Linked DNA regions of Homo sapiens: region 1 is linked to region 2. Evidence: chromatin loops called from intact Hi-C (ENCODE). Cell type or tissue: MCF 10A. All regions are shown on one strand. Links, peaks and the distances in the headings refer to the core of each region. The heading gives the core; the rest is flanking DNA.

The links. Hi-C counts contacts between places; a loop is a spot of excess contacts. Peaks named below come from ENCODE experiments on the same cell type or tissue, not always from the same donor. Only the 100,000 strongest peaks of a DNase experiment are listed, where the experiment ranks them.
Region 1: it touches region 2 in a loop (3-fold over the local background); 2 of 110 quality-filtered maps call a loop at or near these places.

What each region holds. Positions count from the first base shown.
Region 1 is chr18:52,154,914-52,166,086 of GRCh38, forward strand. All of the region lies in intron 3 of LOC105372121 (a long non-coding RNA gene), which reads left to right. Among named protein-coding and RNA genes, the nearest start is that of DCC, 180 kb to the right of the region's middle. In MCF 10A, for the core only: no CTCF peak of the experiment used is centred there; a DNase peak (open chromatin) is centred at 5,928.
Region 2 is chr18:52,231,713-52,242,885 of GRCh38, forward strand. No RefSeq gene overlaps it. Among named protein-coding and RNA genes, the nearest start is that of DCC, 100 kb to the right of the region's middle. In MCF 10A, for the core only: no CTCF peak of the experiment used is centred there; a DNase peak (open chromatin) is centred at 6,029.

The sequences.
Region 1 (11,173 bases), core at 2,047-10,046, 76 kb before region 2:
AAGCCAGCAGGGCCATGCTCCTCCCTCTGAAAGTGCTTGAGAAAGCTGTTCCAGGCCTTTCTTCCAGCTTCGGCTGGTTGCTCACAATCCTTAGTGTTGCTTGGTTTGTAGACACATCACTTCAACCTCTGCCTCTGCCTTTACCTGGTGCTCTGTGTTTCTCCGTTTCCAAATTTTCCCCTTTTTATAAGGACAGCAGTCCTACTGGATTTAAGGCCACCATAATCAAGTATGACTTCATCTTAACTTGATTACACCTGCGAAGACCCTTCTTCCAAATAAAGTTACATTCCCAGGTTCTGGGTGGATATGAATTTGGGAATTTGAGGAGGAATACTATTCAACGTAATACAGTCTCTAATTTTTTTTTTTTTTTTTTAAGACAGAATCTCACTCTGTTGCCCAGGCTGGAGTACAATGGTGCGATCTCGGCTCACGGCAACCTCCATCTCCCCCCACCCACGTTCAATCGATTCTCATGCCTCGGCCTCCCTGATATTACAGGCATGTGCCACCACCTGCCTCAGCCTCCCAAAGTGTTGCGATTACAGGCGTGAGACACTATGCCTGGCCCCTGAAATTCTGTGTCTAAGTTTTTGTCGTGAGTAAAATGGAGATAAAAATTACATTTATGTCATTGGGTTGTTGTGAGATTTAATATGTACAGAGGACTTAGAACAGGGCTTAGCACAGAGCAGATGTTATTCAAGTGTTAAATTTTTAAATTACATGACTAATTTCTACTAGAACTTTGATAGGATCAGAAATTCTGTTAGGCTCGGTTCTACTAAAAATAGTTATGTGCATTTTTTCACCTAGTCATTGTATTTTCCTGTAAATTAATATAGCTGATGACTGAAACTTATGTTTACAGAACTTGGTTTCATTGCAGCAAGGGAGGCTTTGATCCTAATCAATGCAACAACAGAGTAAGATCAATATACAAGTCATTCTTTATATGATGACATAAAAAATACTGAATTTTATTATATGTCTTTTTGGAGACAGTGTGGGCTCCCTTTCCTTTTCTTTACTTTATTGTCTTTCCTGTCTTTCCTCTTTTCTCTGTGAAGATTTTGCACCTAGTGAGGTGTGTGCAAGATATCAAAGGGAACTATAGCTGCAGTCCAAGAACAAGAAATTATCCAGCTCTAATGGCAAATAAGTGAATGCAGACAATTGTATCTGCTGCTATACATGAAATAAGATTTCATTTTGGGGCTTGCTAGCCAGGCAGCCCTGAAACAAATTAAAATGAGATTATCTGACAGTGTGGAGGTTTATATGTTTTAAAAACAATTCTGTAGTGAGCTTAGCTGCTGATTCTGCTTAGTATTTCTTATTTAGCTTAATAAATGATATCACTTGATTGAATCAATGTTTAGTTTTAATCATAGCCTTTGAAACTTGAGAACTGGATGGTGCCTTAGAGTATGCAGGGCCACTCCCTTATTTTACCAATAAGGAAATATTTATTCCTTGGGTTTGTAATGAGTTGTGACACATGAAATGCTTTCCTTCTTCCCAGGCCATCCCTCCTCAAACAATTCCATTCCATTCTTGAAGCTGCCAATTAGTGGTACCAAATATTCATAGGTGTTTTTGAGAAAGCAAAATTTGGTTCAATAGAAAATGGAAGAGTCACAGAAAATGAAAACAACAAAAGACCTGCCCATTACTTATTGCCGGTGAAACCTGCAGAGAGTTTAAGGAAGTCAAACTCTATGGCACAGTGCAATTTCTGAGTGTTTAAGTGTAGCTAAACCTTGCTGAGCTGCAGTTCTTTTGGGTTTACATCAATTAGAATTTTCAAGATTGGAAAAATGGCTTTGCAAGCTCTAATTTTGCTCAAAGGTGACTTTATTTTCAGTATTACTTTTGGCAGCATTTTGAAAAATACTTTTAAAGATTAATATTGCTTTGCTGTATTTGAATTTTTAATGAATGCATATTTTGTTAGCATTCTCCTTAACCCTAGCCATGTATGGTGAAGGTTTTGATTTGCTCATGAAGTTCTCACTAAGAATTTGCATTTACACTAGCAATTTCTGGGGTAAGTGAATAAGGCATTCTACTTAGGCTCTGTCCTAAAAGAGATTATAATGCAGTTATGACAACTCAGGCTGACAGTCCTAGTAAAAATAATAGAGAATCATAATTTAGAGACTATAATAAAATGCTCTATCTTATTTCCCTCCTGAGAGCATGTGCTGTTTGCTTTTAGATGAGAAGATTGTATTGGGCTGTGGAACAGACACTCGGATGTCAGTCACCATCTCAGTTGGCCTCTGAGGTTCATGCTATCTTTATCCTTATCTCTCATGGGTCCATTAGGCTGCAGTTTCCTCACCTGTGACATACAGAGCCTGGGCCCAGAGAACTTTATGTCCCTTCTTGCTCTAATATTTGGAGTCCTTGCCATTTTCTGATATAGGTGACCATGGTACAAATAGCTCATGGCACTCTGTGAGTCTGCTTCTTTGGCTGAGCTAAAATCACTTCAAGCAAAACAAAGAAAAGAAGAAAAACAAACAAGTCCGCTTTGATGGAAGCAGCCTCATCTGGAGAGCCAGCTGCTGTGTGCCTCCCATTAGGGTGTATTATAAGGAAGAATTTATACTGTCTTTGCAATAAGCAGATCTGGATTAAATTTGTGGCTTTGCTACTTCCTGGGAGAGTCTCCTAATCTCTTTTGATTTCAGTTTCCTTAACTGTAAAATAGGAATAATATCTTCCCTACTATTTAGGCTTTTTATGATGAGCTAGTAAGATTTGTCCTTGAGAGTTATTTGCAAGCTATATAGTGTTCTAAGCTATACTTTCTGCCGTGGAGATGTTCAGATCATGAAGATCCCATGTATTCTTTTAGGAAAGAACATCAAATTTCACTTGGCTCTAGCCTCTTTGTCAAACAAAGTCCAGCCACCCTAGTATGCTGCACAGCATTGCATACTACAAAATATCATAGGAAAGCCTGAAAAGAAGAGGGACGTTATGAACCTACACATCTGAAGTGCTCATGTGGTCTCTCGTCGCCCTCTAATAAGTATTGCTCTTAACCATCCATAGTTGCTAGAAAGAAACTGTGGATCTTTCTCCTGTTGTTCTTGCTTATAATGACTCTGGCGCTTGCCTTTGCAGGTACCTTTAGCTCCGGGATTTCATCTGGCTTAGGAGCTTTCTCTTAGCTCTTGAAATGTCTGTAAAAGCCTCTGTAACTTACTTAATATGTTACTCAATCATATAATAAAAACATTATTTAATGTAATTATGTTCTTGACATTATGTCTGTCTTGGGAGTACAGCTTTGAACTTGATAAACTCCTGGTTCCCAGGGACATTAAAAATGTGAAAAAGCATCACTAGAAGTATCTAAGCTCTTCAGAACCTCTTGAGCCCAGTCTTAGTGTATGTGGAAAAAGATCCTTCCTATTCCTTAAATGCACTCCTTAAACTACTGTTCTCTTGAAAAAAATTGGGGAAATTTCTTGCTCTTTTATTCTACAGCAGGAATATTTTTTTCATTTATTTATTTATTTATTTATTTTCTAAGGGGAAAGTTCTTTTTTTTAATTATACTTTAAATTCTAGGGTACATGTGCACAACATGCAGGTTTGTTACATATGTATACGTGTGCCATGTTGGTGTGCTGCACCCGTTAACTTGTCATTTATATTAGGTATATCTCCTAATGCTATCCCTCTCCTCTCCCCTGACCCCACAACAGGACCCTGTGTGTGATGTTCCCCCCGCCCGTGTCCAAGTGTTCTCATTGTTCAGTTCCCACCTATGAGTGAGAACATGTGGTGTTTGGTTTTCTGTCCTTGTGATAGTTTGTTCAGAATGATGGTTCCCAGCTTCATCCATGTCCCTACAAAGGACATAAACTCATCCTTTTTCATGGCTGCATATCCATGGTGTATATGTGCCACATTTTCTTAATCCAGTCTATCACTGATGGATATTTGGATTGGTTCCAAGTCTTTGCTATTGTGAATAGTGCCTCAAGAAACATACGTGTGCATATGTCTTTATAGCAGCATGATTTATAATCCTTTGGGTATATGCCCAGTAATAGGATGGCTGGGTCAAATGGTATTTCTAGTTCTAGATCCTTGAGGAATCACCACACTGTCTTCCACAATGGTTGAACTAGTTTACAGTCCCACCAACAGTGTGAAAGTGTTCCTATTTCTCCACATCCTCTCCAGCACCTGTTGTTTCCTGACTTTTTAATGATCGCCATTCTAACTGGTATGAGATGGTATCTCATTATGGTTTTGATTTGCCTTTCTCTGATGGCCAGTTATGATGAGCATTTTTTCATGTGTCTGTTGTCTGCATAAATGTCTTCTTTTGAGAAGTGTCTGTTCATATCCTTTGCCCACTTTTTGATGGGGTTGTTTGATTTTTTTCTTGTAAATTTGTTTGAGTTCTTTGTAGATTCTGGATATTAGCCCTTTGTCAGATGGGTAGATTGTAAAAATTTTCTCCCATTCTGTAGGTCACCTGTTCACTCTGATGGTAGTTTCTTTTGCTGTGCAGAAGCTCTTTAGTTTAATTAGATCCCATTTGTCAATTTTGGCTTCTGTTGCCATTGCTTTTGGTATTTTAGTCATGAAGTCCTTGCCTGTGCCTATGTCCTGAATGGTATTGCCTAGGTTTTCTTCTAGGGTTCTTATGGTTTTAGATCTAACATTTAAGTCTTTAATCCATCTTGAATTAATTTTTGCATAAAGTGTAAGGAAGGGGTCCAGTTTCAGCTTTCTACATATGGCTAGCCAGTTTTCCCAGCACCATTTATTAAATAGGGAATCCTTTCCTGATTTCTTGTTTTTATCAGGTTTGTTAAAGATCAGATGGTTGTAGATTTGAGGTATTATTCCCAAGGGCTCTATTCTGTTCCATTATTCTATATCTCTGTTTTGGTACCCGTACCATGCTGTTTTGGTTACTGTAGCCTTGTAGTATAGTTTGAAGTCAGGTAGCGTGATGCCTCCAGCTTTGTTCTTTTGGCTTAGGATTGACATGGCAATTCAGGCTCTTTTTTGATTCCATATGAACTTTAAAGTAGTTTTTTCCAATTCTGTGAAGAAAGTCATTGGTAGCTTGATGGGGATGGCATTGAATCTATAAATTACCTTGGGCAGTATGGCCATTTTCACAATATTGATTCGTCCTATCCATGAGCATGGAATGTTCTTCCATTTGTTTGTGTCCTCTTTTATTTCATTGAGCAGTGGTTTGTGGTTCTCCTTGAACAGGTCCTTCACATCCCTTGTAGGTTGGATTCCTAGGTATTTTATTCTCTTTGAAGCAACTGTGAATGGAAGTTCACTCATGATTTGGCTGTTTGTCTATTATTGGCATATAGGAATGCTTGTTATTTTTGCACACTGATTTTGTATCCTACAGCAGGAACATTTTTTATAGAGACTCATGAAATAGCTATTTTTTAGAGATTGTGCAGCCAGCATAATTTGGAGACTTGGTTTGCATTTATTCTCTTCACAAATGATAAATTCAGGTGGCCCTAGAAGTGGCTAATTATAAAAACCAAAGAGAGGAAGCTGAGAAACAGAATTCTTTACATTCACCAGATAACATATGCTTACCTTGTTTCAATTTATGAGCATAACTTCTCCCTCTGTAGACTAACCTTGTCCAGGGATACTCTCTGGTGACCTTGTCCTGTCCTTGGTGTTTAGGTACCCCTGACAAATATTCTGTCAAAGTCAAGAGTGATACCTATAGTAAAGCCCTACTTCATAGCTGCAAATGAAATTAGAGCTACCCACAACTTTGAAGAACAAAGTTGGGAGCTTAACGCAGTATAATTGCTGATTGTCAATGCTGATTAGCCTATTGGCGAGTGAATGAGTCAGCATCTGTCATACACTGCTAGCCTACAGGTAAAAAGACTGTGAGTGCTGGCAGGAATGCTATGAATCTTATGTATCTGGGTGGAGTGGAAGTGACTCAGCCCAAATTAAGAAAGTAGCAGCCTGACACAGCTGCATTGCTTCAGCTAGCTGAATTCCTGAGCCAGCTCCAGGGTACTCAGTGTCAATTGACATTGGATGAACATCTTATTGAATCTCTCTCTCTTTCTCACTAGATTTATTAAAGCATAATGTACATGCCATTAAATTCACCTGTTTTAAGTGTACAGTTCAATGATTCTTAGGAAATTTACAGACTTTTACAACCATCAACTCAAACCAGGTTAGAATATTTTATTACCCCAATATATCTTATGTTTGTTTGCAGTCAGTACTCAATCCCATCCCCTAGCTCAGAGAGCCATTAATCTACTCTCTATAGGTTTGCCTTATCTGGACGTTTCATATAAATGGAATCACACATTATGTATTTTTTTGTGTTTGACTTCTTTCACTTAGCATAATGTTTTTGAGGTCCACCCATTATGTAGCATATATTAGCAGCTTTTTTCTTTTTATAAATGAATGGTATTCTATTGTATGGATTTATCACACTAGGTTTATCCATTTGTCCAGTGATAGACATTTACACTATTTCTACTTTTGGGCTATTAATGATAATGCTGTTGTTAATAGTTGCATACATATTTCTGGCCCTACATTGTCAAATTAGAGTCTTCATAGTTAAGATTACTTATGTGCTAGTCACATTTTTTAGCTTTTAATGTCTAGAATTCTTCCACATAAATGTATGTATTTGTGTATTATACATACACACATGAATCTACATAGATACTTGCACACCATATGTACTTACTGTGTGTCTTTACTCTGAAATCATGAGCCATCATTCCAGGGTACCTTACTTTGTTAATATCTATCTTTTCATTGCAGCTATTCTAGTGGATATAAAATGGCATCTCTATGCTTTGGGGTAGCAGGTCCCTGGTAACTAATGATATTAATGTGCTTATTAGCTATTTGTATATCTTCCTTGGAGAAATATCTACTAAAATTCATTGCCATTTCTTTTTAGCTCAGCAAAGCTAACACTGCCAAATTTCAATAGAACTACTTTTCTGTTTATAATTGAGTTATAAGAGTTAAATATTCTAGATGTAAGTCCCTTATCAAATATATGACTTGCAAGTATTTTCTTTCGTTCTGTGAGTTGTCTTTTCACTTTCTTGGTGGTATCCTTTTTATATTTTATTTTTCTGAGACAGGGTCTGGCTCTGTCAAACAGGCTGGAATACCATGGCACCATATCGGCTAAGTGCAACCTCTGCCTGCTGAGCACAAGAGATCCTCCCACCTTAACCTCCCAAGTAACTAGGCCAACTGGTGTGTGCCACTATGCCTGGCTAATTTTTGTATTTTTGGTAGAAATGAGATTTTGCCATGTTTCACAAGCTGGTCTTGAACTCCTGGACTCAAGCAGTCCTCCCACCTTAGGCTCCTGAAGTGTTGGGATTACAGGCATGAGCCACTGTGCCTGGCCTCTCAGTGGTATCCTTTGAAGCACAAAAATTTTTAATACTGATGAAGTCAAATTTATCTATCTTTTCTGTTGTTGTTTGTACTTCTGGTGTCATGTCTAGCAAACCATTGCCTAACCCTTGGTTGTAAATATTCACTCCTGTATTTTCTTCCAAGAATTTTATATTTATTGTTTATAGCTTTTCTATAGGGTCTGTGAACCTTGAATTTATTTTTTTTGTATGGCATGAGGTGGGGATTCAAATTTTTCAAATTTATGTTTTTGCGTATGGATATCCAGTTGTACTGGCAACATTATTGAACAGACTATTCTTTTCCCATTGAATTAACTTGGTACCCTTATTAAAAATCAGTGTACCATAAAAGGGTTTATTTCTGAAATATTAATAATATTTCATTGAGTCATATGCCTATCATTTTGGCAGTACCACATTGTCTTGATTACTGTAGCATTATATTAAGTTTTGAAATCAGAAAATGTGAGTTTTTCAATGTTTGTTTTTTTAAAGTTTGCTTTGGCTATTCTGGGTGGCCCTTACATTTTTATATGATATTTAAAAATCAACTTGTCAGTTTCTGCCAAAAACAAAATTCACCTCAGATAGGATTTTGGTAAGGATTGCATTGAATCTATAGATCAATTTGGGGAGTTTTGCCATCCTAACAATATTAAGTCCCTGATACATTAATGTGGATGCATTTCCATTTATTTAGGTCTTTGTAAATTAATTTCAGTGATTATTTTATAGTTTTCAGCGCATAAGTTGGCGCTTTGTTTGTTAAACTTATTTCTAAGTATTTTATTCTTTATGCTATTGTAAATAGAATTGTTTTCTTGTTTGTTTCTTTTTTGAGACAGAGTCTCCCTCTGTGACCCAGGCTGGAGTGCAGTGGTGTGATCTCGGCTCACTGCAACCTCCGCCTCCTGGGCTCGAGCAATTCTCCTGCCTCAGCCTCCCAAGTAGCTGGGACTACCAGCACGTGCCACCACACCTGGCTAATTTTTGTATTTTTAGTAGAGATGGGGTTTCACTATGTTGGCCAGCCTGGTCTCGAACTTCTGACCTCAAGTAATCGGCCTCTGAAAGTGCTGGGATTACAGGCATGAGCCACTATACCTGGCCAAGTTGTTTTCTTAATTATATTTTTAGATTGTTCATTGCTGGTGCATAGAAATACAATAAATTTTATATAGAAATACAGTTGATTTTTATATTGAAATTGTACCCTGCAATTTTGGGGTACAATGTTAGTGATTGAAATGAATACATAACCCTTTTAGCACTTTGAATATGTCATTCCATTGCCTCCTGGCCTCCATTGTTTCTGGGGAGAAGTTAGCTGTTAATTTTATTAAGAGTTTCCTTACATGTGATGACTAATTTTTTCTTACTGCTTACAAAATATTTTATTTGTCTTTGTCTTTCAGCATTTTTGCTATAATGTGTCTAGGTGTAAATATCATTGAATTTATTTTACGTGAAGTTTTTTAACTTCAAATTTGGAAAATTTTTTCTGTTGCTATATATATATAATGCTCTTTTCTCTCTCTTCTTTTTGGTTCTAACTTTACATATATGTTGATGTGCCTAATGATGTCCCACATTTCTCTGATGCTATGTTCACTTTTCCTCATTCTTTTTGTTTCTATCTGTTCTTCAGACTGCATAATCTCTATCAATCTATTTCCAAGTTCTCTGATTCTTTTTTCTGCCAGTTAAAATTTATTGTTGAGCCCATCTAGTTAATTTATTTCAATTATTGTACTCTTCAACTCCAGGATGTTCATTTTGTTTTCTTTTATAAATTCAATATCTTTATTGATAGTCTTTATTCAGTGAGACATTGTCAATTTACCTTCTTTTACTTATTGAAGCATGGTTTCCTCTAGTTCCTTGAAAATGTTTATTATAGGCGGGGTGCGGTGGCTCATGCCTGTAATCCCAGCACTTTGGGAAGCCGAGGCAGGTGGATCACTTGAGACCAGGAGTTTGAGACCAGCCTGGCCAACATGGCGAAACCCAGTTTCTAATCAAAACACAAAAATTAGCTGGGTGTGGTGGCACATGTCTGTAGTTCCAGCTACTTGGGAGGCTGAGGCACAAGAATTGCTTGAATCCAGGAGCTGGAGGTTGCAGTGAGTTGATAGCATGCCACTGCACTCCAGCCTGGTTTACAGAGTGAGACTCTGTCTCCAAAAAGGAAATATATATATTCATAGCTGCTGTGAAGTCTTCGTATGTTAAGTAAATAATCTGAATTCTCTTAAAGGCCATTTCTGTTGCCTGCTTTTAATCCTGTATGTGGATCACACATTCCCATTTCTACCAGAAATTGTAACTACATAGTTTTTTTTTCCTCCTATTCTTTTCCTCCTTCAAGGAAAAAAAACAAACAAACCCTTAACTTTGTGAACATCACTTTAGTAAAGGTATGTGACAGAACATAGAACAAAACGACCTAAAAGTCTGACTTATGTGTCCCAAAAGTTTTAATTTCTTTTTTTAATTTAGAGTATTTTGAATAAAATAGTTGGGAGCAGTGGAAGAAAGAAAGTGGTGTTCCATGACTACTCCCCATCATTGTAGAAAGAGAATCACATGGGTGGAAAGGAAAAAGAAAGTAATGGTAAGAGTGACTAAAGAAAGAGAAATTGAGAACCTTTGAGAATGTGAGATCTGGGACCTGATTGCAGAACAGGATGTTCATAAGGTGGGCTGAGGAAGAAGAACACTATCAGTGAGAGTCAAGAATGTGTTATCAGTGAAGGTGGACAGAGTCCTACACAATATACAAAGTTTTCTTTTCCCCAAGGTGGAGCAGAAGCTGCAGCTTTACACCTATGCTTCAGCCTGCGCTGGCCACAGCAGAGATGACAAGAGACTCGAAGGAGTTTTGTGGATAGGAACACGAACTATCTCAAGAGTGACCAGTGTATACTTATGGCTGAGGAATAAAAATGGAGAAACGTAGGTCTGAGTGTTCTTGCTTGTACAGATAACTCAAACACAGAGGCACCACAGTACCCTATCCCTATATGAGCCCCTAAAACTTAGAAGCAACCACAGCATTCCTAAAGTATAAGGACTCTGAATAAAAATTAAGTTATAACATAGAACAATAAAAGAAGAAAAAAAATTTGCACACACAGAGGAACAATCAAGAAAACGTGGCAAGGAAGGGTAATGACAGGGAAGAATTCTACCATAAATTAAAATGTGCTACAGCCCATATGTTAAAAACTGTGTAGTGTTGGTAGAAGACTAGACAGACATAACAATCGGACAAAAAGAAAAGTCCAAAAATTAGACCCAATCACATATGGAAATCAAGTACGCAATAAGGGCAATCTCTGACTTGATAGATAAAATTATAGATTTTGTAATAAGTGGTTTTGAGATAAGTGAATATATATATTAAATACATCAAGTTGGATCCATTTTTCACATTACACACTAGGATAAATTCCAAATGGATTAGGTATTTAAAGATAAAAGTATTAAACCATACAAGCAAAATGAGAAAACATGATGTAATGGCTGAATTCTTTTATATCTGGAGAAAGGCAAAATTCTTTTCTAATCATGAAAACAAAATACTCCATATGCATAATAACAAGAAAAATGACAAGATGGGACACAGTATTTGTAATAGAATGGACTGAAAGTTAACATCTTTAAAATATAAAGAACTATTAAAAATGAGAGAAATGTGCCAACAATTCAATTTT
Region 2 (11,173 bases), core at 1,418-9,417:
GAGGCAATAAATAATATCAGACTCACAGGTGACTTAGATGGTAGAACTGATATAAACTTTAGAATTGCTTTGAATACTATGTGAAATCATATCATCTAGTGGGAAAATTGGATGACATATTTACACAAATAGGGAATATCAGAAAAGAAATGAAAGCTAAAAGAAATAGTAAAGTGGGAGTTTTAGAATAATTTTGATATTGAACACAACGAAAATTTTAACAGACTTAGCACACTGAATAGACCATAAAAACAGATAACTTGAATATTGGGCTACATAGATTATCCAAACTGTGACAAAGAGAAAAAAAGACAAAAAATTAAAACAAGAACAAAGCAATGAGAGCTCTCGGACAATATCAAATAATTGGATATACATGTAATTGGAGTTTGAAAAGGAAAAGACAGAACCAAAGGAGCAGAAGAAACATTTAAAGATATAATAGATGAAATTTTCCAAAATTAATTAAAGCTAGACCACCATTTGTAGAAACTTAGGGAAAACACAAGTCAGATGTGCACACATGTGCACATATACACACACATACACACAGTCCTAGAGTTATTATATTCAAACTGATAAAACCAAACTTAAAGAAAAGTCTTGAAGGTGGCCAGAGGGGAAAAATAAAACATTAAAGAGAAGCAATGTAAGAATGACAACTGATTTTTCATCTGAAACTGTGGTAGCCAGAAGCTAACAGAGTAAAATCTTTAAAGTGCTAAAAGAAAAAAAAATAAATCTGTCAATCTAGAATTCTATAACCATTGAAAATATTTTTCAATAGTTAATGCAAATAAAAGAGACTTTCTCAGACCAACAAAATCTAAGAGATTTTATTGCCAATATACTGCACTAAAAGAAGTGTTAGAAGAGAGTGTTCTTCAGAAACAGACTATAATATCACATGGAAATTTGAATCTACACAAATAAACAGCACAGGAAAATGGTAGAAATGAGAATTTTTATTTTTAATCTTTTCAAAAGTTAACTGTTTAAAGCAGAAATGTGTAACAATGTGTTATGTGGTTAACATGTTTAAGTAAAATGTATGAATTCAATAGCACAAAATATGAAAGTGTACTGCTTTAATATTTTCATATACCTGAAGTTGTATAGTGTTAATTGAAGATAGACTGTGATAAATTTAAAATGTGTAATGTAAACCTTAGAACAAGTACAAAATTATGCTTTCAAAAGTAAAATTGTAAATAAACTCAAACCAAAAGAAGGCAGGGAAAGAGGGTAAGGGAGACATATAGGGCAATGAAAAAGCAACTAGCAAGAGCAAAGATTTAGATCCAAATGTATTAACTGTAAATAGTCAACCCCCACCAAAAAGGCAAAGATTGTCGGATTAGGCAGAAATGTAAGATCCCATTCTATACTATAGACAAAACATTTTTTAATATAAAGATATAACTTCGTTAACAGAAAATGATAGAAATAAGATTTGCTTTGTAAACACTACAAAAAAAGTGGAAGTATCTATTAATATTACACAAGGTAGCCTTAGAATAAGCACTATTATTGAAAATAAAGAGGAATAATATAAATAATATATCCTATGGATAAATAATTTAAAATTATATCACAAAGACATCATTGTCATAAATATGTATGGACCCAACAAAAATGCTTCAAAATACTTCAAAATACATAAGAAAAAAGCAACTGAAAAAATAAATTGAGAAATATATAAATATAGTTGGGAATTTCAATTACTCAGTGACTGATGGAACAAGTCAACAGAAAATCACTAAGAACATAAAAGAGCTGAACAATATTATGGAACAATTTTGATAGTTGATATTTAAAAGACACTTCACACAACAATGGCAGAATGCACATTCTTTTCAAATACACAGGACACATTCACCAAAATAGACTATTTTCTGAGTTATAATTCAAATCTCACCAACTGAAATGTAAATTTACATAAATGGTGTTTTTTTTCAAAAAATGAAGTTAAAGTAGAAATAAGTAACAGAAAGATACTTGTAAAGTCTCCAAATATTTGAAAATTAAGCATTACACTTCTACCTAGCCCATGGGTCAAAACAGAAATAAAATGTTGAATTGACTCTATGTAAAATACAACATACCAAAATTTGTGGAATGTCGTTTAAGCAATGCTTAGAGGAAAATTTTTATGTGTATTCAGAAATCTAGGAAAGTCTAAAATCAATAATGGAAGGTAATATCCTAAGAAACTAAAAAAAAGTAAGGTAAATTCAAGGAAAACAGAGAGAAAGAAAGAAATATATTACCAGAAATCAATGAACTTTTAAACAGAATAAAAAGTTTTTTATTTTAAATTTATTAAACCAAAACCTGGTTCTTTAAAAAGAATTGATGAAATTGATGAACCTTTAGCCAAACTGATCATGAAAAAAAGAGATACAAAAATTACCAATATATGTAATAAAAGCAGAAACATTACACATTGTACAGATTAGTAAGTATATATTAAAGGGATTTTGTGGAACAATTTATGCCAATGAATAAAATAAATATCATAACATAGATGAAAGTCAAATTACTTGAAAGACACAAATTACCAAAGCTCAATCATAAAGAAGTAAATGGCCGGGTGCAGTGGCTTACGCCTGTGATCTCAGCACTTTGGGAGGCCGAGGCAGGTGAATACCTGAGGTCAGGAGTTCGAGACCAGCCTGGCTAACATGGTGAAACCCCGTTTCTACTAAAAATACAAAAATTTAGCCAGGCGTGGTGGCACGCACCTGTAATTCCAGCTTCTCAGAAGGCTGAGTCAGGAGAATCACTTGAACCCAGGAGGCAGAGGTTGCAGTGAGCTGAGATCACACCATTGCACTCCAGCTTTGGCAACAAGAGTGAAACTCTGTCTCAAAAAAAAAAAAAAAATGTAACCTGAATCACTCTGTATTTATTACAAAAGTATAGTTAAAACTCATCCCCAAAAACAGACAAACAAGCAAAAAAAAAAAAAAAAAAAAAAAAAAGTCGAGGCACAAATGGCTGCATAGGAAAATGCTAACAAACTTTTCGGAGAAAAGTCACACCATTTCTATACAAATTCTTCTGAAAGAGAAGGAAACATTCTTCAACTCTATATTGATGCTAGCATTAACTTGCTGCCAAACAGTAAAAAATGTTACAAGAAAAGAAGTATACAGACCAACATCCTTCATGAGCCTATTTGCAAAGATCCTTTAAAAAATATTACCAATAAAATCCAGCAATATATAAAAAGATAATACACCTTGACCACATGGTGTTTATATACCAGGAATGCAAAATTGGTTCAAATTTTGAAAATCTGTCAATGAATTTCACCTATATCAACAAAATAAACAAGAAAAAAGGTGATCATCTTAATAGATGCATTTTAAAAATTGACAAAATTCAATAACACTTTACAACAAAACCTCTCAGCAACATACAAATAGAAAAGAACTTCTTCATTTTCTTAAAGGATATCTTAAATGCCATATATGGCTAACATTCTATTATACAATAAAAGGCTGAATGCTTTCCCTTTAAGACTGGGAACTAGGTAATGGTTCCTGCTATCTACACTTATATCCAACATTTGCTTTAGGTTCTAGCTAGTATGATAGGGCACCAAAAAAAAAAAAAAAAAAAAAAAAGTCATGTGGAACAGCCAGAACCCTCATATATTGTGGTGCAAGTACAAAATAGCCACTTTAGAAAATGGTTCAGTAGTTCAGTATGAATTTAATAAAGGCCAGGCAAAGTGGCTCCTACCTGTAATGCCAACACTTTGGGAGGCTGAGGCAGGAGGACTGCTTGAGCCCTGGAGTTTAAGACCAGCCTGGGCAACATAAGACCCCATATCTACAAAAAAAAAAAAATTAAAAATTAGCTTGGCATGATGGGCTGTGCTTGGAGTCCCAACTACTAAAGAGGGTGAGGCAAGAGGATCGCTTGAGCCCAGAAGTTCAAGGCTGCAGGGAGCTATGATTGCATCACTGTACTCCAGCCTGGGCAATAGAATGAGACCCCCATCTCTTAAAAAGAAAAAAAAAGAATTTAATTATATACTCATAATCCAGCAATCCTACTCCTAGGTATTTAAGAAAAATGAAAAGTTGTATGCACATAATACCTATACATGAATGTCTGCAGCAGCTTTATCTATTGATACATAATATATATTTGTTTATATTATACATAATTATATATAATATAGTATAATTTATATTATTTATATAATATGTTGTGTACAATATGAATAAATATATATATTATGTATAAAGCTGTGTATTATCTTTATAGATATGTAAAAAGCTGTAATATATCTTTATAGATAAAGCTTTATATATATTATATATTAAGATATGTATAAAGGTGTAATATATCTTTATCTATAGATAAAGCTTTATAGATACATTATATTTATTTACATATTATATATCTTATATATATATATAGAATAAATATAGAAGCCCAAACCAGAAGCAACTCAATTGTATTACAGCCATACAATGGATTAAAAAGGAAAAAAAGGAGTGAACTACTTACATATTTAACCTCATGGATTAATCTCAAATGTAGCCTGCTGAGTGATAAAAGCCAGAAACAAAAGGCACTTATTACAGAATTCCTTTTCCATGACAGTCCTACAAAGACAATTTCATAAGGATGAATCAGTTGTTGCCAAGGTCTGGGGATAGGGTAAGAGGATTGTCTACAAAGAAGCAGGAAGAAAATTTTTGGAAGTTGAAACATTTTACATCTTGATTTTGGTGGCTATCTCAATGCTGAATAAATGTGTGAAAACTCATTCTACTCTACACCGAAAATTGAAGAATTTTATAGTATTAAATTATTCTTCAATAAACCTGACTTTAAGAATATATATTATGGACCATTTTAATGAAAATGGCCATCCAAGGTAAAATATGGCTGTAATTAAAGTATGCATAAATCATTCCGTATATACTCTGGGTAAAATTCAATAACTATCTATTGAACTTGATTTGATAACCTGGTGGAGGGGTGGGCAGGGGGGAAGACAATAGCATTCTAGAGCCTCTGCCCAGGTACATTATCAACGATGAAGGGTGCCTTGGTTATTTATTGAGCATTAAATGATTGAAAGGTAAAAAGTGATTCTGAGGCTTTGTGATTACAGTGGTAAATTGAACACGTGTGCTAACCTTTGTTCTCCTTCAAAACCCTAGTAACGTGGTATTGAGTCGTGAATTTTATTTTTTCATTTTATTTATTTATTTAAAAAATCAAAAAGGAGAAACCCACCAAGACCAAGAAAATTATAATGGATAATAACAACATACTATAAAAACTGGAAGGCAGATGACAAATTGTAACAGAGAACAGACTTTAGGAGCAGAAAACTAAGTGAATTTGGCAGAAACCCTAGAAGATGAAGGCAGAAAGGTTCAGGTGGCACAGGTACCTCTGACCGTGGTAAAGAAGAGGAAAAGCAAAACAGAAGGATGGGTGGAAAGTCTGCATAAGAAGTGGTTTAGTTTTCAAATCTCCTCTCTGATGCCCCACAGATGGGCACATGATTTTATCCAACATAGCAGAAGATTGAACATTTATTCCTTAGATAGTGTGAACCAGAGGACTGCTGAATATTAGGCACGGATAACATCCTGAAAATAGTGCATGCATGCTCATCTTCCAGAATGCAAGCAGCCAGGATTATTTCCTTTCATAAGGGGCAGTGCTCACTTTGTTCAAGAGCAACATTGGTTGTTTGAATTGACATAAAGCAGACAGCTTTAAGAAGGTACACAGAAAAGAAGGCAACAATATAGCAGAACAGCACTCTAGGGTGGTCCCACAACTCTTAGGCATGGCTTCAAAATTTCTTAGCCACTGCAGTCTTGGGAAATGTCTGGTCACAAAAAGACAAACTTGGGTAAGGCAAGGCCATCACATCACGGGAAAACCATCAGTTCTTGGGTCTCTTCAGTTGTTACATCTTATTAAGCAATAGCTCCTTCAGGGCTACATGAGCAGTGCTCAGCTTCTTGTTCAGCTGTAACTCATGATTCATTACCAGTTGTTACTCATTATAGTCCCAACAATGAGGCACTTGTGCTTGGTTTGATTCATAGTTGCCTCAGCTGAATTCTCACCTATCCTGGGTAGAGTACATTGATAAATCCTTTGAGTTAGTGTAACAAAAGGGATTCAATCTAAGCTCAAATCCTCAGTCATCCCTGAAGCTAGAAGAAGGGTCACAAACCAATATCGTGAGACTGTTCTCCAAGGGTCATGCTTCTACATGTTTTGTCAGTAGATATATAGAGTACCCCTCAGTCCAGATTATTGTTTCAAGGATGTTTAATAGTCTTTGAAGCAAGGGATAGTGTCTCTCTCTTAAGGCAAACATTCCTTTTTTTTTTTTTTTTTTTTTTTTTTTTGAGATGGAGTTTCGCTCTTGTTGCCCAGGCTGGAGTGCAATGGTGCAATTTCTGCTCACTGCAACATCTGTTTCCCGGGTTCAAGTGATTTTCCTGCCTCAGCCTCCAGAGTATCTGGGATTACAGGCATGCACCACCATACCTAGCTAATTTTGTATTTTTAGTAGAGATGGGGTTTCACCATGTTGGTGAGGCTGGTCTTGAACTCCTGACCTCAGGTGATCTGCCCACCTCGTGCCTGTAATTCCAGGCATTCTTTTTATCCAGTACAACAAACAAAACGTCTGCCTCTAGAGCAAAGGGTAGGCAAGCTTACCACATGCTATACAAGATTCTGGATTCTCTAAACTCAGACTAACTCTGTATTACTCTGGATTCTCTAAACTCAGACTAAACTCTAAACCCCTGTAACTCCACTCATAGTGTATTCAAGCATCCATTTGATATAACCTCAATAACACTCAAAACTTCACTCTGTTTGGTGCTCAAACCTCAGAAACCATGCACCATAATCCGTTTGTTGTTATCTAGTGGTGACAGTACAAGATCATTAAGCCAAATATTCATTTGCTACTATTCTGAAATATTCATTCTGACACTTTTCTCCTCTGATTCTTCCTGCCACTCCTGGTATCATTCATTTGAGCTTTTAGGACCCATATTCAACTTTAAACAGATTCCTCCACTCTTCAAATTCCTTGTCTTAACATACCTGTCTTTTTTTCATAGACCCTACTTCCCTTTTAGTATTCTGCAAAGATGACACTTCATGTTCTTACATCATATGTACTTTGAGTTTTGGGGATGGTCTTAGAATTTTGTAGCTACTTTCAGACCATAACTTTTCTAGAGCCATGCAATAATTTACTCCTCCTTTGTAATGTATGCCCCCCAGATATAGCATTGATTATCTGACTACCCGTTTGTCATTTGAAAGCCCCTTAGTTTAAAGCATTGAGAATTTTTATTTGGGACCAGTTTTTCCTTTCATCCTCATCCCTGTTAGCATCAATGGCAGCATTAATACTCACATCACTCATGTAAACCCACCCAATAGCCTGACCTTACTCATTTGAGAACTTCCATCTATGCTATAGGTTGGTAGCTACTTCCATGGTCCAGTCCCATCTTGAACCTATCCCTGGAAAAATGCCACACATGTGACATCATCTAAAAACATAATTACAATGTCTGGTGACAAAATTCTCCAGGGTTTTTCCTCTTTTATTTCTACTTCAATATACACAGACTTTGCTGAGACCTCCCTTCCTATCCTCTATTTTCTTCCAGTTTCATTGTTCTCTCATGGTGTTACTTTCTTCCTCTTCCAGTATATCCTCATGATGCTTCAAATTACTGTTCAGATAGCATCTTCAGTGTCCTCTGGACTACTAGACACAAGAGACTTTTTCCTCCTTTTGCCTTATAACATGCTACTATTATAGTCATGGTAGCGTTTCACCGTTTTTACATGTTCCTTTGTCTCCTATAGGAATGGAAGCATCATGAGGGTTAGGGTTCGTCCAGTTTGGCTATGCACACATATCCTCAGCACCTGGAACAGTTAAGAGTCCATATTAATGACTCAAGAAATACTTAGTAATCAAACCAATGAAGCAAATTACAGAATGAAAGACCTTGGTTTATTCCAATAATTACTAGTCTGCAGACAGAGGTTCCAGAATGAGTTTGATATGACTCAGAGAGTGATTCCTTCAGGATATAGATGATCCTCACAGAGAATTATAAAGAGAAAGTGATCAGCTCTTAATTCAATATATCAATCACTAGCAAGTGATTTTTTTTTTTTGTCCTTGGCTTGCTCTTTGAGAAAATCGAAGCAGTTAATTGAAGGTAAGAGGCATGATGAATTTCACCTGTCAGATTAGACACTTCAGTCTAGTTGTAAATTTATTGGCTAAAGTTTTTAGCCATACCACTGAACCTGAAAATGTTTTTCTCCCCGATACCATAATATTCCAAACTTGGAAAAAATAAACAAAACACGCTTTTTTTTTTCTCAAATGGCATGTAAACCCTTTTTAAATTTTGACCCCAAATGCATATTCTTTACCAGTGGGTCAAGAATTAGAGAGGTGGGAGAAAGAGAGCTGGAAGTGAAATCAGAAGTTTTATCCCTTTCACTTTGTGTTGCTTTGGGCAAGTCTCTTTACCTCTCTCAATGTCAGTTGCCTAAATTATAAATAAAGACAAATTTTAACATGGATTATAAATATCAGAAGATAACATGAGGCAAGAAATTTATAAACTGTAAACAAGTCATACAAAGATCAAGTACATTTGTGATTTAGCATTCAGTTAGCATTTCATAAGGGGGAAAAACAATGTATCACTGTAATATACTTGAATTACTGTGATGTTACAGGAGACTCAGAAATGTTGACCTCTGTTGTCACAATAGATACAAATAGACATCTGCTAATTCAGATGTGGATTCCAAAAGATATATTCAAGGAAATAACAGCTTGTTTTCTCCCCTGAAATGTGTAAATTCCCTTCTATTTCATATTCTTCAAACCTTGCTATTATATTTGATTGTGTTGAATATTTCTATTTATTTTCTTTCCTTTTTTGTTCCAATGGATACATAAATGTTTTTTGGAAATCTAAACATTGTAACAGAAGTACAAATACATTGTTAATACCTTCTTACTCCTTGTCCCTATATGTATATGACTAAAACTTTAAAAAGTTAAAGACATTTAAATATTTAAATTCTACAGTTGATACGATTGATTTTAAAGAAAATTTATAATTTGTGGATAAAGTGACCAACAAGTGATGGTTGAAGTAGTGTGAAATTATGCTGAATCTAGAAGGATGAGTAAGAACCAGTTGTGATGTAGACTCTGAGTATTAGTCTTAGTTTTGTTTTGTTTTGTTTTGTTTTTGTAAAATTTGGATCACAGGATCGCTTTTAGTCTTCCAACTCGTATTTTTTCTATGAATATCTTGTCTGGGAGAAAAAAAAAATAAGAGATATTTCTGTGAGTGAAACAAAGGAAAAAAAAATCAAAGATGAGGTGGTGGGATTATACTTTCCATTATGGGGAATATCTGGCTAAACTGAGGTGTTCTGTGCAGGCACTGTGTGCTATGTGTTTCATATAACATGGTAGTTGACTATACCAATCCATTTTCCCCTTCTTCTTCATTAACAGAATTCTTGTTTTGCTGAGGGTAGCCATGTGCCCAGTTAAAACACCCCTCTCCTCAGACTCTCTTGAGGCCAGAAGTGGCCAAATATCCTGGTGTGGCTAATAAAATATGAGTGGAAGTTACTAGGTTAGGCTTCCCAGGAAACGTTTAAAAAGATGGAGTCAGCAGGTATGCACCTTCATCAGTCCCTCTCTGTGATGTTTTGCTCTCCCCTTAATTTGATGAAAGCAGTAAATCAGGCCTGAGGTGAGACAACCATCTTGGCATCATGAGGACAGAAGTCAACAAGAACGGTCGGGCAAAACCCAGAAGGTACCTGAGGAAGGTAACATCCTGAATTATCTTACCAGCCCACACTGCCTATCTCCATATGAGAGAAGGAAAAAAAAAAGCTTGTATGTTTGAAGCTACTGTACTAGGGTTTTCTGTTGGTTGCAATTAACCATAATACTAACTAGAACACATATTTTACATCATTTAATAGTAGCAAAAAGTATGCCTTAAAGAGATTTCAAAGAACTTTTTTTATTATACTTTAAGTTCTAGGATACATGTGCAGAACATGCAGGTTTGTTACATAGGTATACACATGCCATGGTGGTTTGCTGCACCCATCAACCCGTCATCTACATTTACATATTTCTCCTAACGCAATCCCTCCCCTAGTTCCCCACCCCACGACCGGCCCCGGTGTGTGATGTTCCCCTCCCTGTGTCCATATGTTCTCATTGTTCAACTCCCACTTGTGAGTGAGAACATGCGGTGTTTGGTTTCCTGTTCCTGTGTTAGTTTGCTAAGAATGATGGTTTCCAGCTTCATCCATGTCCCTGCAAAAGACATGAACTCATCCTTTTAAAATTGAAGTTCAGGGATGTTAAGTAGTTAATTAAGATCACATAGCGGGTAAGATGATAGAGTGGACCTTGAACTTCCAAGTAGAGCTCATTGCCATTCATAGTACAGTAGACAGGTGAAGAGATAAATATGCATGTTTAGAAAACACAGACAAGAAAGTCTCTTCCTTTTTTGCAACGATGCTTTAGAGCTTCACAGCAACAGAGAAACTGGAGAATAACAGTTTTTCTCTTAATTCCTTTTCTTGCCTGAAAAGACTGGCAGAAAAAAGACTTCCCAGTTCTTATGGCCAAGAAAACGGGAAGACTTGAACTCATCTGACCTGGAAAACAGATATGAAAAGGCAAATACTCTTCTTCTTCCCTTCCCTTCCTCTTCTCCAGAAATTGGAGTGGATTGTAAAGACAAGCTGGCCTCAAATAGACACACACACACACACACACACACACAAAGTATACTGGGTGCCTATGCAGAAATGAGTAAGGTTGAGGTTTGTGACTTTGCTACCAAGTCCTGAGAAAACTGGACTTAAATTTATACATAGAAATTCACCAGCAGTCTTCGACTTACCACTTTAGCAGGTGATTCGATACCACAGAATGGGGATAAACAAGATATTACCTGTGTATGTGTGATAAACTTGAGTGCCTACAATTGATGAATTTCATATGTGAGCATCCTTGTGATCCCTGGTACACACCCTCTTGTGTATCTATGTATCTAGGGATCTGAAT